2 separate regions of the Homo sapiens genome follow, and region 1 is linked to region 2. The links are chromatin contacts, found by Hi-C or POLR2A ChIA-PET in ENCODE. All regions are on one chromosome and are shown on one strand. Each heading gives the region's core, a stretch centred on a gene start or an enhancer-like site at or near the end of the contact. The rest is flanking DNA. Distances are from core to core; before and after follow the strand shown.

Region 1 (2,700 bases), core at 26-2,525, 330 kb before region 2:
TGCCTTTTTACATGGCCTTATACTAGGCTGGTCCTATTAGCACATGACATGCTTAATGGTTTGTTGTTTTTCTTAATTTCCTGGAGAGAAGATCCTTTTGAAAACTCCAAATTTTTCTAAGTTTAGCTAAGAGGTTCCTCTTAGCTAATGTTCCCCCCCACCCCCCCCCCTTACTTCTCAGTTAGTTTTGATTAAGGGTCCTTAAGGAGAAGTTCAGAGGAACCAGAAAATGGGAGTGGCTGTCAGGCATGACATGTCAGGCTTGGTATAGTATTGAAACCAAGGAAAGAGTCTGTGCTAGGGCAGAAGAGTGGGGTGCAGTCTCCCAGAGCTGAAATAGCACCTTAACTCTGCTGCGTGATCCTTAGACATTTAATCTTTCTGGGACTCCGTTTCCTTAAAGTAAAATTGAGGTAATGTGCATATTTTAATTGGCTATTAATGAAATAACATTATGTGAAGGGTTAAGCAGAGTCCATGACATACAGCAGGTACTCAATAATAAGAGCAGCTACTACTACTATTACTGTCACTGTCACTACCACTAGTGTAATTGGGGTCAAGAGAGCAAGAAACCAGATTAGCTCTGCTCCTCTCCCTTTTCCACCCTCTTGCATCCTGTTATTATGAGTAGAAAGGGAAAGCCCTTGAGGCAAAAAATCACAGTTAGAACCCATGCCTCAAGTATTTTAGCTGAAGATGTAGGAACTGATTCCCAGGAACTACAAGGACTTTACTAATGGTATTTTCAGATTGTTCTACTCTGCAGTCTACATTGGGCACTAGAATTTTAGACTCCAGATACGTTCTCAGTTGTAATTCAACTGTTCAGTTGCTGTGGTGAAATACCTTAGTTTTCTGAACTTCCTTTTGTCTTGTGCTAAATGAAAATGAAATATGTCTAAATCAAATCAAATTGGTAGAAACGTTTGAATGGTACAGGCCAAAGCATCCATGCATGATTCTCATGTGTTACCTCTGTTCCCTTGTCCCCACTGTCAACACAGGTTGCATATTCCTTTTCATTTGTTCTTTTTGTAATAAATGTTTTGGTATACTAAAGACACAACAGGGAAGTTCATGCTTTTATTTATTCATTTATTTAAAGAACTTTTCTGGGCACCTAGTACATCAGGCATTGACCTATTTAGGGAAGTGCTTGGGTTCTCCCAGGCATTGTAATGGGTAGCAAATGAATCACGGGTTCATATATGATCTGGCAGCATATGAACTTAGTCAGTGGAAACAGTGAGTCAGGAAGCCAAAAGGCAAAGTCCATCTCTGCACAAGGAGAGAGACTGAGCTGGGAATGATGCATTGTGGTCTGGGAACCTCATTATTAGCAAGTTGGAGACATACTGGAGAGTGTTCAGAGAAAAGTAACAGGGATGATAAACGGGCGGAAAGACTGATTTATGAAGACTTACACAACAAAATATGTATTCTTGGATCAACAAAGACTTCAGAAGAAATGTGATCACTATCAACTACTCTCTGAAGGTTGTGAATACCCCAGAGAAATACACGATGTTTAGCTTGATATTTGAAATGGTGACAAGGAATTACAGGATGGCAAATTTAACCTGTGGATCAGAGAAATATGAGGCTCACAAATTTATCTTATGCCTTATTGACAGAAAGTGGCATCAAAGGGCAGCATCCTTAATCTATTTTACCTTCAATCTATATTTCTGCAATTGTCATTATATTTAATCATTTGTTTTCTGTTTGTGCTCAGGGATTTTATGTATGTTTCCTATTTACATATACCTTCCTTGAAGATGTCAAAAATAAAATATTTGATTTTTTTTACTTTCTACTTCAAAGGCTCAAAGATAAAAGCAGTTAAAAACAGTTTTTTTTAAAACTGAGGTTTGCGTACTTAACCTTCGTTGAAGGTCATTGCCATAATGAAGGATTTTATTTCTATGGAAAGCCAAATGGGTGGAGTGACTATAAAACTGTTCTTTAGAGCCTTATCTAATCACAATTTATACACACACACACACACACACACACACTCACACATGCTATAGTAGAAAACTTTCAAGGGTATAAAATCAATTTAGGGGCAGAATCCAATCCCTTGCAATTTTATGTATTCTGGATTCCTACAAAAGGGGCCATTTTAGCTATGGGGTGGAAGCGTACAACTTCAAGGAACTAACCTGATTGGGGCCGGGCCTAGGATTCAGGCTACAGAAGCCCTCAGAAGATCTGGGTCCTGTGGACTGGTAAGGCTGCCATCAAATCTCTTGAAATATCTGTGGACTCCACAGTCCACATGGGTATCCAAGTGGTTTCTGGGCAGTGACTCCATGTCTGGATTGGAGCTGGGTTGGGTTACAGGGTGAAGGCACAACCCAGGCTAAGACTAAGAGCTCGGTTCATTTCCCAGCCACAGTGATTTGCTGCGGGGGGTCAAGGCAGGGGCCAGGAGGGCGGATTGTGATTGAAACTGGGATTTGCAGAATATTTTCTGGGAAAGCTGGGACTCAGACCTTCTCTTCTGCTTGTCAGTGCAGCACACAGATAGGAAGGCTGGGAATGCTGGGGTAAATCGTGCTGTCATGATGGGAGCCAGCCTGGGAATGAGGCCCGAGCATGGGCCAAGGCAGAGCCAGAGGAAAACCACAAGGAAATGGAGGCAGAGCCCCAATGACAAATGAGTATCCAGATCAAGCTCACGCAGATGAAGTT
Region 2 (2,857 bases), core at 56-2,555:
TTTTTATTTATTGTTGCTGTTGTTAGTGGTTGAGATATTTTGAGAGAAAGTGGGGGAGGGCTGAACAATCATCTTGGTGAGCTGAGTAGATCAAAGGAATAGATTCCATGGGCTGGGCACATTCTAAATGTTCTTTGGGTTTTGATGTGCCAAAATCACACTAGAACCTGTAATTTAAATTTCATTGTCAGAACTTTATCTAGTTAACTTCTACCTTACCTTATCAGAAACAAGGTTTCTTTGAATAGTACAGAGAAAAAAAGAGGTAGAGAGAGAAATCTCCAATAAACCTTTATTTAGGATCTATAGATAAATACTCATTTCACAACTTCTGCTTGTGTTCTACACAAGCCCTCATGGCACAAAGAGAGACTTTTAAAAATTTTTAAATAAGATTCTTGAAAAGGAGTTTCAAGCTCCTTGAGAATAGTGAGTTTATTTTGTTTTATCTCTTCAGTACATAGCCTGGGTCTGGCAGTTTGTTAAATAAGCAAGTGAATGAATGAATTATGATAATACCAGCAGCATCTACCAAAACTACTGAACAAAGTTCCAGCCAGTACTAAGTGACATTCAACCAGAATTCTTTAAAAAGCATCAGCCACAAAGAAAGTTAGCCGGAGCTAGGAACAAAGCTATGCTATGGCCATACAGAGGGAATTTCGTAATGTTGCTCATCCTAGAGAAGTGATTTCCCAAAGGCAGGTCTGTGCAAACATTTTCACAGGTCCAGAGCAAAATGAGGAAATTTTCTTAAGAAAGATTTTATTTTTAGATTATAGTCTTCTCATATTATAGTATAAAAATTTCCCTTCTTGTATGAAACAAAGGAAAAAAGAGACTGGTTGTGTTCACTGTCTTTACAGGAGTGAGGTGGGAGGTAGTTAGCAATTCTGTTAGTCCTCAAACTATTTTTGGAAACTGCCAGGTTATGAAAAGCCAAGGTAAGATAATCAACGGACCACAGAACTTAGCCTCTCAGCCTGCTCTCCTGAAAGTAAATGGGACCTACAACTACAAGTCACAGTGACCTCCTATCACTCTCATGACTGCCTGCAACAAGGTAGTGAAAACATAGAACATGTCCTCCTGATGTCTCCAACTTTCTGGGTGTGATACTGATCACAGGTGAGGTTTTCACAGTCTGTTTCTAATTCATTCCTATGCTGACACAGGCTGCACTTTTAACCAAGTTTTTGCTGCTGAATGCTTCATTGAATTCTCCTTTCCTGGAGAGACTTTAGAATCACTTGATCCCCAGATTCAAACAGCATTCCAAGGCACTGGGGTTAGGGGAAGCAAAACCAAGGGCACGTTTCAAATGACAGGAAAGGCCCCTGCTGACCTCCCTGTACATGGTCCTGTTTGTCATGATGAGACGCTAATTTCAAACCAGGAAGTCTATTTAGTGAAGGAATGGAAACTCCCCACACGACACCAGGACTGTTTAAGATCACACACTCTACTCCGATCACACATTCACAGTGCACTAAAGTGGTTGAAGAAAATCACTCTGATTCTGGGCACTCCAGCTGTCTGAGAGTTCAAAAGCTTAGACCATCATGTGCTTGTTGCTATTATTCATGCTGAGAAAATCTTTTCATCTTTTTTTAAAAGTTGGTCAGAGAAACTGGGTGGTGCTTTTCCTTAAAATAACTTGAACAAAAATTAGAAATGAGATAACATGGTGACAAATGAAAACTCTACATTGTATTCATTCACTGAAAACTTTCCCAGCAATATAGGAAAAACCAGCCAAGCCTGGAAGGCAGCCTCCCTATCTGGGGAAATACTGTGAAGCTGGACAAATGATGAAACTGAGCTTTGAACAAATATACCCCTAATCCAACATAAGACATGGCTGAACAGCAAACTCAATGAGATCTTTGGTTTAGCAGAGAAATTATGTAATGTCAGAGAGCCCCAGACTTGCTTAGCTACATGTCTGAGAATGCTTAAAATGGTCCTTCCACAGCAACTAATACAGATGTACAATTCACTGACCTAGTTTTCCCAAATTGGATCAGTAGCAAATGATGATGATTTATGTCCCAAACCTTCCACCATGAGCAATCCAAAAAACATAGAATTCAAAGGGAAAAAAAATCACATGTTCAAGGGAATACAGAATACCCGGATATTGTAAATTAGGTTCCAGGGCCACTGGCTAGTAGCAGAATATATCTGCAGCATTATAAGCTGCTGCTAATCTATGAATATACAAAGAAAGAACACTGGTCTGGCACCTCAGACATTTATAAGGAACCATTCATTCATTCAAATGAACAAACCTAAGGAGAGAAGAGTCTACCTGTGAAGTTAGACCCTAATGTAGGGCATACACATTGGTATTAATATCAGATGGCATCCTAAAAAGAGGGTTCTTGTCGACTAACCAGCAATGTGTCTTAGGCAATTGATTTTGCTCTCTGGCCCTTACTCAGTTTTGTGATCTGTAAAACAGGGATTAGATTAGAGTATATCTAATGTCCCAAACATCTCTGATACTTTCTAATTCAAGTTGTTGATCAAATACCAAGAGAAGATTGTTAAGGACTAACATGATTTTCAAGATAAATTTAGATCAATCTCCTCAGTGCATACTGAACATCTTCCATCATAGACCACTGCCTTAGCATATGCGGGAAGTGGGCCAAAATGTTCAATTCCAGTCTTTAATTTGAAAGGGTCTGACACTTTGGTTCAGGAGATAGGACACATACATAAAATTGCAATACAGAGTAATCAATGCTAAATTCCAAATGTCCAGCACAGATACAGCACAGAATTCAAAGGAAGAAAAGCTTCTCCAAGGTTTAGGGCAGAAGGAATCATTTTCAAGGAACAGGTGGAGCTT

Evidence for each region. A loop is a pair of places that touch in the nucleus more often than their neighbours do. ChIA-PET counts read pairs that join two places held with the same protein, here RNA polymerase II (POLR2A). Pooled maps may share reads with other maps.
Region 1: a loop to region 2 is called in a pooled map, with 4 times the contacts of the local background. The contact joins two enhancer-like sites. A Hi-C loop is called at or near these places in 1 of 168 maps with a recorded cell type or tissue (A673) and 2 of 50 pooled maps. POLR2A ChIA-PET finds 5 or more read pairs at or near these places in 1 of 52 experiments (T-cell).

Annotation. Positions count from the first base shown.
Region 1 is chr2:176,995,831-176,998,530 of GRCh38, reverse strand. No RefSeq gene overlaps it. Among named protein-coding and RNA genes, the nearest start is that of MIR4444-1, 220 kb to the left of the region's middle. Within about 2 kb of position 1,275, at least 4 of the 41 ENCODE cell types and tissues checked have a DNase peak (open chromatin) inside an H3K27ac peak, as active enhancers do.
Region 2 is chr2:176,668,147-176,671,003 of GRCh38, reverse strand. No RefSeq gene overlaps it. Among named protein-coding and RNA genes, the nearest start is that of LINC01117, 32 kb to the right of the region's middle. Within about 2 kb of position 1,305, at least 2 of the 41 ENCODE cell types and tissues checked have a DNase peak (open chromatin) inside an H3K27ac peak, as active enhancers do.